2 separate regions of the Homo sapiens genome follow, and region 1 is linked to region 2. Evidence: chromatin loops called from intact Hi-C (ENCODE). Cell type or tissue: ascending aorta. All regions are shown on one strand. Links, peaks and the distances in the headings refer to the core of each region. The heading gives the core; the rest is flanking DNA.

Region 1 (5,364 bases), core at 212-5,211, 50 kb after region 2:
AAAAGAAAAAAAAAATTTTTTTAGTATAAGTATATTCCATGCAATAGTTGAGATACACTTACACTAAAAATTATTTGTTGTTCATCTGAGATTCAAACTTTACTAGGCATCCTGTATTTTATCTGGCCGCTCAACTACCCTTGAAGGGGATGTCTTAGCTCAGATGTGAGTAGGGGAGCTTTCTGGGTAGAGGCCTCTGGGGAAAACTGCAGGTGTGTTGGGGTCCTGATTAGGGAGGCAGGGTGGGTCAGTGGGTTCACTGACGGATGAGAAAGAGCAGCCGTGCAGCAATGCTTGACTTGACTCTTTAAGGTGATCCAATACCAGGGTTAGGAACTTTGCTTCTGGTCTCACAACCATGGGGAGCCATTGAAGGATTTTGACCAAGGGAAAGAACGTAGTAAAGTGATGCTTTAAGAATGGAAACTTGGGGCCGGGTGCGCTGGCTCACGCCTGTAATCCCAGCACTTTGGGAGGCCGAGGCGGGTGGATCACGACACAAGGTCAGGAGATCAAGACCATCCTGGCTAACACGGTGAAACTCCGTCTCTACTAAAAATACAAAAAATTAGCCGGGCGTAGTGGTGGGCGCCTGTAGTCCCAGCTACTTGGGAGGCCGAGGCTGGAGAATGGTGTGAACTTGGGAGGCGGAGCTTGCAGTGAACCAGCCTGACCAACATGGAGAAACCGTCTCTACTAAAAATACAAAATTAGCTGGGTGTGGTGGCACATGCCTGTAATCCCAGCTACTCGGGAGACTGAGGCAGGAGAATTGCTTGAACCCGGGAGGTAGAGGTTGCTGTGAGCCGAGATCACGCCATTGCACTCCAGCCTGGGCAAAAAAAAAAGAATGGAAGCTTGGCCGGGAGCTATGGTTCATGACAGTAATCCCAGCACTTTGGGAGGCCGAGGCGGGGGGATCACTTGAGGTCATGAGTTTGAGACCAGCCTGGCCAACATGATGAAACCCCCATCTCTACTAAAAATACAAAAATTAGCTGGGCATGGTGGCATGCGCCGGTAGTCCCAGCTATTCCAGAGGCTGAGGCAAGAGAATCGCTTGAACCTGAGAGGCGGAGGTTGCAGTGAGCCAAGATCACACCATTGCACTCCAGCCTGGGTGACAGAGCAAGACCCCGTCTCAAAAAATAAAATAGAATGGACACTGGTTGGGGATGGAAAGTTGCTGTCGTAGTATGTGGCTGACAGGTGGCAGGCGGGTAACGGGTTTTGGGTGGACTCCCTTGCATGTGGGTGGATCTGGAGTCGCCCTGTTTTCTCTGTTTCTTCTCCATCTCAGTTCACACCTCGGAAGAAAGGTGGAGAGAAAGGCATCCCTTTCCGCCTCCAGATCGACACCTTCAGGCCCAGTGACAAGGGGCTGCCGCTAGACCACCTGCACTCAGCTGGCTGCCTCATCAAGGTGTTTAAGGTACAGGCAGCAATGGGGCCCATTTTCCTCTCTCTCAGGGCTGTCACCTGGCCTCGCCGGCTGTGTGGGTTCTGGCCCCACGTTGCTGTGGATCCTCAGCCTGCTGTGCCCCATCTCTTGGACTGTTTCCTTTTCTGTACACAGAGGGATGGGGCTTGGTCTCTGTCTCACAGCCAATCCAACAGAGCCACTGAAGAGAGGCAGGCAGGTAAAGAAAGAGTCTTTGGGCCGGGCGCGGTGGCTCACGCCTGTAATCCCAGCACTTTGGGAGGCTGAGGTAGGTGGATCACAAGGTCAAGAGGTCGAGACAAGCCTGGCCAATAGGGTGAAACCCCATCTCTACTAAAAATACAAAAATTAGCCGGGCGTGGTGGCACGAGCCTGTAATCCCAGCTACTCGGGAGGCTGAGGCAGGAGAATCGCTTGAACTCAGGAGGCGGAGGTTGCGGTGAGCTGAGATCGCGCCACTGCACTCTAACCTGCACAACGGAGCGAGACTGCAGCTCAAAAAAAAAAAAAAAAAAAAAAAGAAAAGAAAGGAGCCTGAGGCTTTCCTCATCATCCTCCTGCAGCACAAAGGAGCGGAAACTGAAAATGGACCGTGAGAAGATGGAGAAACAGCCCCTGCATGAGAGGGACAAGTATCAGACCGCCTGCGAGAGCACTGTCTTCTTGGAGGTGTGTGTGTTGGGGCGAGAGCAGGAGGGGAGAGTTGGAGAAAAGATCCTCACGGTACAGATGGGGAAATGGAGGCCTCCAGGGCTCTGACTGCTGCAAGCCCATCACAGCCCCCTGGGGACTCCACCACTTCCTGCAAAGGACACTCTCTGCCCTGTCTGTGGTTGTTGAAGCTTCCAGGAGCTGACGCCCTCCAGGCTGCCTGTCCTACGCGGGCCATCGCCACCTCCTTCCTTGTGTGCTCCCTCTGCCTGGCCCCCTCCTCCTCCTGCTGCTCCTCCTGGCCAGCTCCTCCAAGGCCCTTCCTCACTGCCCCAGGCCCGCCGGGTGGTTAACTTCTTCCTTCCTGTGGAAACCCAGTCCACTTGTCAGGCCCCTGGTCAGCTCTTAATATACAGGTGGAGAGAAGGGAGCAATGACCAGCCTTGCTGTGTGTTTGCCTGCAGTGTTCGCCATGGCCGGAGTCCCCTGCAAGGCCCCGGCCACCTCTCAGCTCTCTGGCTCTGACCTCTCCCCACTCCTGCAGGCTCTTGTCCCCAGAAAGGTGAGGCAGGATGAGCACCTCCTGTCAGCCCTTTGGGGTGAGAGTGAAGAAAAGAGCTCCCAGCCCAGGCATGGAGCAAAGGGCAGGGCTGGGGATTGGTGGGGAATTTGTGGGGTGAGGACAGGAGCAAGCTCTGTGTCCCAGGGCAGGCCTGGAGGAAGGGTGTTGGTGGAGGGAGACTGGCTGTAATGCTCCGCAGAGTTCTTGAACCTTTGCTCCTCCTCATAGGCTCTGTTCCTCACCACCATTCGCTCTGGATACCTTGGGGTGTAGCCCAGTTGAGGTGAGCCTTCCCCTTCCCACTCTCCACTGTCCCAAAGCCTTCTCCGCAGCTTCATCTCAAGCTCCAGAATGGAGTGGCCCTGCCCCCTGGTGGCCAGATGTGATATGGCCATAGATTGTAACTTACCTGATAAGACTGGGCAGGAAGAGCCTCCCTTCTCAGACTTGGGACCTCCCAAGGGAGGGGCTGTTTCCCTTTCTTGTTCTGTCCCTGGGTCCTGGTATTACCTGGACCATCCATTTTATACCTCAGGATCTGAACCAAAAAGCCCCCATCTCAGAGACACAGCAATGGTTGCATCAGCACTGGTTCTCCAGCTACTGCCGGATGCTGGCCAACTTCACTGGTGAGGCTAGTGTCTGGCAGGAGCCAGACCTGTAGGGGACTGAGAGTGGGTGGGACACACAGGCAGGAAGCCTGTCTCTGTCCTGGCTTGTTGTGGGCCCTTCAACTAACATTTACTGGGGACTAAGAGTTGCCCAGCATTGTGCTAGGCTCTCGTCTCACGAATTATCCCATATAATTTATACACTATTCCTTGAGGACAGTGCCCAGAGAGGTTAAATAACTTGCCCAAGGACACACAGCTAACAAGTGGCAGAACTGGCATTTAAATCCAAGCCTGACTCCCATATCTGAGCACACTAGGGCTATTTGTAGACTAATAGACTGTGTCCCTTACTTCCCACCCTTGATCCCAGGCCTCTTTCCTCAGTCTGGCCCTGTCTGACTCTACAGGTCTGGATCTGCTGAAGCTTACATGCCAGGACCTTATCCAAATCTGCGGGGCTGCTGATGGGATCCGCCTTTTCAATACTCTTAGAGCCAGGTGCTGGACACTGCCAACCAGGGTCCCCTTCCCACTGTAGTGGCCCTTACTAACTTAGCTAGCAGGTATGTTTCATACAATTTTTTTTTTAATATGGAGTTTCACTCTTGTTGCCCAGGCTGGAATGCAATGGCGCAATCTTGGCTCACTGCAACCTCTGCCTCAGGTTCAAGTGATTATCCTGCCTCAGCCTCCTGAGTAGCTGGGATTACAGGCGTCTGCCACCATGCCTGGCCAATTTTTTTTTTTTTTTTTTTTTTGAGACGGAGTCTTTTGCCCAGGCCGGACTGCAGTGGCACTATCTCGGCTCACTGCAAGCTCCGCCTCCTGGGTTCACGCCATTTTCCTGCCTCAGCCTCCCGAGTAGCTGGGACTACAGGCGCCTGCCACCGCGCCCGTCTAATTTTTTGTATTTTTAGTAGAGACGGGGTTTCACCACGTTCGTCAGGCTGGTCTTGAACTCCTGACCTCAGGTGATCCACCTGCTTTGGCCTCCCAAAGTGCTGGGATTACAGGAGTGAGCCACTGCACCCGGCTCATACAATGTTTAAGCCAGAAGTCACCTTAAAGACCACTTAGTCCCACTCCCTCTTTTTACAGAAGAAACTCAGGCCCAAGAAGGACAGTGACCAGTCTGAGGTCACAACCCAAAGCTGGCAGGGCTGGGGTGAAAAGCTAGGCTCCTGTGACCTCCTTCTGTGGCCATCCCACCTGCCTCATTCCATTTCTGGGGATAGAGATGTCTGTGGGGTTTTTTCCTCCCCATTTTTTCTCCCCCTAGTGTCCAGCATTCGTTAAATACCTAAGAACTACTTAGTGACCTCCCTCCCTCGAGACCTGGGAGGAGGCTGGGATCTCTCCTAGGATGGGGGCTAGAAGTGGGAGCTGTTAGTTCAGGTATAAGACTGATACATAGACTGTTTTCCTGGCCCAGGCCCATCTGTCACCAACTGACTTTGTATGTGGCTCAGGAGACCTCTAGGCAAGGGAACGAGGTTCCTAAGAACCCTGACTCAGGTGAGGTTCTGGCCTCTCTCTCCAGAACATAGGAAATTCAGGTGTAGCTGCATGAAACCTCTCCCTAGAAGAGGAATGGTGATACCCCACCATTCCTGGGACCCAGGATGCCCTTCTTGGCATTTCCCTACCTTCCATGACCAGATTAGTCCCTCTCCTTCCAGAATGTCTCCTTGGGTTTATTCACCATGTTCTACTCCTCCACCCCACCTGATCGTCACTGCATTAGCATATGGGATTAGAACATCATCTTGTTATGTACTTGGGTCCCAGTCACTAATATGTGGGTGTCCTGTCTTTAAACTGGGGGTTCCCCTCAGACACCTCCCAAAAGATGAGGGATGAGAGGTGAAGTAGACTTTTTTCTTTTTTTTTTTTTTTTGAGACGGAGTCTCACTCTGTTGCCCAGGCTGGAGTGCAGTGGCGCGATCTCAGCTCACTGCAACTTCTGCCACCCAGGTTCAAGAGATTCTCCTGCCTCAGCCTCCCAAGTAGTTGGGATTACAGGAGCCTGCCACCATGCCCAGCTAATTTTTGTAGTTTTTAGTAGAGATGGGGTTTCACCATCTTGGCCAGGCTGG
Region 2 (5,364 bases), core at 292-5,291:
GATGGACGGCTGGTGTAGGACTCCGCTGAGCCCTGAAAATAGAGAGAGCCAGATCAGGGCCATTGCTGCCCCTCCCAGCTCCTGGGCCTGGGAAGGCATGGAGGTGCCACCCATCATGGATGCCTCGAGCCCCAGCCAGCCCAGCATGACACCACAAGGGCTAAGACAAGGTGGTATTAGGTGGAAGGGACCAGGAGCTGAGATTTCTCAGGCCCCTGGGGAAAGTGTGGCCCTAGTGAGGGTGACAGCAGCAAGCAGGAGATGAAGGCAGGCCCAAGGACAGCTGCTTGGGGCCCAGGGAGGGGTGGGAACCTGATAGGGGCACAAGGCAAGGGAGGAATGCCAGGGACGAGTCTCTACTCCCACTGCTCCTTCCCTCCCCTGCCCCCAGCACCCGCTGAGATAGACTCAGCTGAGGTCCAGTGGCATCCATTCCAGGGACTGCAGCCACCAGCTTCGGCCTGAGCTCTCTGCACTATCAGCCGTGGACGGCCTGCTCCGCAGGATGGGGCCACCACAGATTTTGCCAGCTTCTGTTCAAGGGTAGAGGGAGACAGACTCCTACCTCCCCTGCTCCTCTTAACTGGTACTGCCAGAATCAAACTTCACTACTTACAGCCCCAGTCCTCAGGCTCTCCTAGGACACAAGAGAACCCAAGAGTTCCAGGCTGGTACAGACCGAAGAGGCAAGTTAAGAGCAGGATATGGGACAGGGCTTTCCCTGAAATGAGGGCTGCTGGGTGCCAGACAGCTGGCTTTGACCACAATGACCAACCCAGAGCACAAGGGACTCCTTTAGGGATGCACACATATGTGTAAGACACATGTTGCCCGTACAGACCTGGTAGTGGGAATGCACGTGCTTCTTCATGTGTGTGTGTGGATGTGCAAGTACAAGTGTGTGGAGGAGGGTGTGCTCTATAGTTGGCTGCATATGACTGTGTGTGTACAGCCACATGTGAGTGTACTGGGGGGGAGCTCCCAGACATCTGTGACCCTGAGGTTGGGGGACATGTGAGGGCAGGAGGCAAGAGGTGTGGATTTGTGTGACTATGCAGGGGTGGTGTTGGACAAGGCATAGGAGGTTATGTGGCAAAAGAGGAGGACTGCAGGGATGTAGGGGTTCTTTCCTGAGGGCAGAAAAGGGTCACTTGGCCAGGAAGGTCCATAAGTTTGGCATGGAGGGGACCTGGGAAAGACAGAAACAAAGTCCCACCTCTCCCCAGGGGCCTCAGGTCATTAGCTGGTGCAGCTGCCCATCTCTTTCCCAGACAAATAATGAAAATGGGAGACCCGCGGAGGAAGGGTTGGGGTGGAGCGGGGGTCACTAACAGAAGTGGGGAAAGAGGCATGAAGGAGAGAAGGAGAGAAAACCAGCGTAGCTCCCCCTCTCCCCCCTGATGGGAGCACGCAGAGTCAAAGAGCCAGGGAAACAGACAGGGAGACAGACTAGCAGAGAGGCACTCACCGACCCCAACACACACGCGGGCATGCGCGTGCACACACACACTCACCAACCCCAACACAAATGCAGGCATACGCGCGCACACACTCACTGACCCCAACACACATGCAGGCACGCGCACGTGTACACATACACACACAGTTACATGCACACACACAGACACACATGCAGACGCACATGTGCGGGCAGACACACACACATATGCAGACACACAGGTGCACACAGACACACATGTAGGCATGCGCACACATACACACACATATGCAGACACATGTACGCGCATACACACGCACACATCAGAAATGGCAGAAGACAGGAAACAGTGAGGAGGCATGGAGACACGCTGGAGTAAAGGCTGCCCTCCGTCAGCTTTCCTGAGAGGCTGTTCTACCCGCTGCCACCCCACTCCATCCCCAGCTCACCACCACCACGGTCCGGCTGGGCGCCTCCATCCCGGCACCCTCAGTGCCTGGCCCTGCTGGCCTAGGGGGTGGCCCAAACTGCCCGTTCCCTTGGGGGCTCGGGTTACAAGCAGAGTTGCTACATGTGCAGACTGCTAGGGTATATTTAGCTCAGAGATGTGGCAAGGACTGCCCCCCTCCACCACTCCCCACCACCTACCGGGGATCAGAGCTGGGGAGCTAAAAGGAGGAAGAATTGGAGGCTGGGGTCTGACTCCCTGGGTTGGCAAACACTGAAGGAGCCAAGGTCCTTTTCTGCCAAGAGGGGCAATAAAAGCACAGCGTCATTCTTCCCAGCCCTGGCCATGTCCTGCAACAGGAGGGATGAGGGGGTGATTGAAGAAAGGACTTCCTGTCTGTTCCTATACTTAGAAAAGGCTAGAATGAAGCCTCCCCTTCCTGAACCTCCCAAGTCAGACTGAGGCTCACATGTGCCAAGTGCTGTAGAGACAGAAGAAACGGAAAGAAGGGCCTCACTCTAATTAGTGGTGGATCTGCCTGGCATCACCCTCGCTCCTGGCCCAAGGTGGAAGGGAGGGGCTCATCTCCAGAGGACCCCTCCTCTGTGCTGTCTTCTGCCCTCAAATGCCCTGCCCATTTCCTCTTCAATACACGCCTTTTCCTTGTCTAATCCCAAGCCCCTCTCGCCTTTTTTGGGTACCAGGCTTTGGTGAGATGCTAAGTAGTCATAGCAACCACATGCCTCTCTCAGTCCCTCACCCTGAGCCTAAGATGGCCCAGGGTTGACAGATGAGAGCAGCCGCTTACTGACTGAGCACAGAAGACCCCAGAAAGCTATTCTCAGTTACACCCTTTCAGGCAGGGGTGCTGGGCTATCATCTTCTCTATTATAAAATCAACAGCCTCATGCCTCAACCACCCCCACCCCCGTCACCATCACCCTTTCTCTGTGCTTCTTAGACAGTCATGTCTCGAGGTGAGGAGCGTGTTTCCCTGGCCAGGACCTCACCAGGACTACAGGGACCCAAACATCCTTGCTCTGCTTTTCCTAGGACCTGCCTCCACCCAACCCTGTCACAGATTCTGGGGGAGGACATGGAAGCAGACAGCCGGCAGGGGGAGTGGGTGACAGCCCGAAGCAAGCTGGAGGGAGGCAGGCCAGGCTGTCCCTGAATGAGATGACGCAGGCCAGCAGGCAGCAGGGGAGGGTGCCTGGTGCTGGGGGAGGGGCCGGGCAGGGGCGGGGGCTGAGCGAGTGGGTGCCGCTGACAGCACATCCAGAAGAGGTCATGGGGTGTCAGGGTGATGGGGTGGCTCCAGGCAGGTGACAAATGGCACAGGGAAGGGTGCCTGGACAATACCGCAGACCTGGCTCACCAATGCTGGTCTCCACCAACCAGCCACCTCCCTCCTCTCCGCCCAGCCTCCCCATTACCTGGCGGACAAAGCTGTTGGATGTGGTATCCGAGGACGTGCTCCCATCTGACCGTTTGAATCGCCCTTTCCTCTTGCTGTATTTGCCCTGAAGAGGCCAGGAAAGGAACAAGAGTAGAATCAGAAGGGCCCTTTCCCAACCCTCATCTTGCCAGCCCCAGAGCTACAGCCAAGCTTGGGAACAGCACTCCCAGCCCCACCTCCACCCCCCTGCACATTCCTCCTGAGGTGGTACGACCCAAGGGGAGGGAGGGTCTCCCATCCTCACGGAGAGGGCCCAGAGCACAGCCAGGAGTGGGGACCAGTGCAAGAGAGCCCCAGAAGACCCACACGGAAACCACCAAACCAAGCCAGAGAGGCTGGGAAGGGGGGAGGCGCGGAGAAGCTGGAGGCTCATTAGGCAGCAGAGCTAATTAAGATGCTGGGCAGGCTGCAGAGGCCTCCGAGGAAGGGAGAGGCAGCCGGCAGTGCTGGGTGTTGGGTGGGGAGAGCGGGAAAGTCACCCCCACTCCCCCTCCGCAGGAGCAGAGCAGGGCTGTTTGTGTTGGTGGCCCCCAGAGAGGAGGAACTGCCAACCCAGGGCCCAGCCTGGCTTCTCCCCTGTGCCCAACTCTTCCCTTCGCTATTCACAGAGTAGGGAGGGGATGACAGCTCTCTTGGAGACTCAGAGCCAGATTTCTGGGGAGGGAGTAGGGGCATGGAACTGTATTTGGAGAGTAAACATCCAGCCTGATCCCTGGCACCATGGGGGCAAATTTTGCTCCCCACTCTCATCCCTTGCCCAGACAGGACTTTTTCTCAGCTCCCTCTCTCACAATCACAGTAGCTACAATCCTCCCCAAGGGGGCAAGAGGGATCAAGCTTCTACCCTGTGGCCCCCAGCTGCCACTGCCCATGCCCCATGCCCATGGTACCCATCAGGCTACGTCAATCTAAATGTCCCTCGGCCCCGCACCACATGAGCCTAGGACACAGCCCCACAGATCTCTAGGGGGTAAGCTGGCTCAGTCTCAGAGACCGGGTGGAGGAAATACCGCCTGACCATTCAGGAAGCCACACGTTCAGGTTAAGGGCGTCAGGTATTTCCAGTCCTCTTGTAAGAAGAGCTGCTTCTGGCCCTCCCCAGCTTGTACCCACACACACTTGGCCTCAGCCCAGTTCAGAATGGGGAGAGTGAGTGAGGGCTCAGACTTCCAAGTCCCCGCCCTTGGTCTCCATCCTAGACTTTCTTTGGCCAAAGAACCTGGAGGGGCCATGACCAGACTGGGGGCTTTGGCTGCTGGGATCAGGGTACAAGAAAGAGGATGGAAAATGGGAGAGGAGGGCCCCTGGGGACCTTTCCAAGATCCTCCCCTCCCCGCCCTTCTCTCAAACCAGACATATACCCCAACTCAAGTTGTGATGCTCCCTACAAACCTAGGAGGATCACCCAGTGAATCCCAGACACCACCCTCCCCCACCACTGCCAGGCTGGGCAAAGGGAGTGGCACTCAGAGGGACAGGGGACAGCTGAAAGGAAGGCCCCAGTCAGCTGCCTCCCAGGCTCAAAGGGGCCTGGGGTGGAGGAAGGTATTTTTAGGTCTGACTTGACCCCTCTACATACCCATCAGTCACATTATCATGGTGGTTACAGCTGGTGGCCACAGTAACAGAAGAGTTAATGCTATCCTTGGAGAAGGACACTCCCAAAGAAATCCCCTGGCGCGACCATCCCAGAGCCTGCTGGTCACCCCATGAGAACCCACCGCGCCCAAGAATGCCACTTCCTGGGAGTAACCAGGGGTGTAGGAAAAGTGTGCGGGTGGGGATGGAGAAGTAGACCCCTCCCCCAGGTAAAACAGCTTCCCCCCCTCCTATGAGTTGGCATCCATCCAACTTTCCAAACTTTGGAGGCGTTTTTGGGGCGGGGGTGGGGGTGGGGTAAGTCAACGTGGGTGTGGGGGGAGGGGAGCAGGTCCGACATAGAGATGGAGCCCAGGTGGCTGGGAGGGGACCTCGACCGGGGTTGGCTCTTTCCCCACCCTCGAGAACCAGTGTCTGCGG

The links. Peaks named below come from ENCODE experiments on the same cell type or tissue, not always from the same donor. Only the 100,000 strongest peaks of a DNase experiment are listed, where the experiment ranks them.
Region 1: a loop joins it to region 2, with 2.9 times the contacts of the local background. A loop is called at or near these places in 79 of 110 quality-filtered maps.

Annotation. Positions count from the first base shown.
Region 1 is chr17:39,241,901-39,247,264 of GRCh38, forward strand. It overlaps the pseudogene LOC101929578. Among named protein-coding and RNA genes, the nearest start is that of STAC2, 19 kb to the left of the region's middle. RefSeq lists an enhancer at 2,454-3,028. In ascending aorta, for the core only: a CTCF peak has its summit at 3,023 (motif pointing left); a DNase peak (open chromatin) is centred at 3,021.
Region 2 is chr17:39,191,562-39,196,925 of GRCh38, forward strand. It overlaps CACNB1 (calcium voltage-gated channel auxiliary subunit beta 1), which reads right to left. Exons shown (of 14, transcript NM_000723.5): 2 at 3,323-3,409; 3 at 1-32. Among named protein-coding and RNA genes, the nearest start is that of CACNB1, 3.4 kb to the right of the region's middle. RefSeq lists an enhancer at 1,292-1,792 and a silencer at 5,306-5,364. In ascending aorta, for the core only: a CTCF peak has its summit at 2,996 (motif pointing right); DNase peaks (open chromatin) are centred at 3,050, 4,451 and 5,100; H3K4me3 peaks cover 2,513 bases; H3K27ac peaks cover 3,332 bases.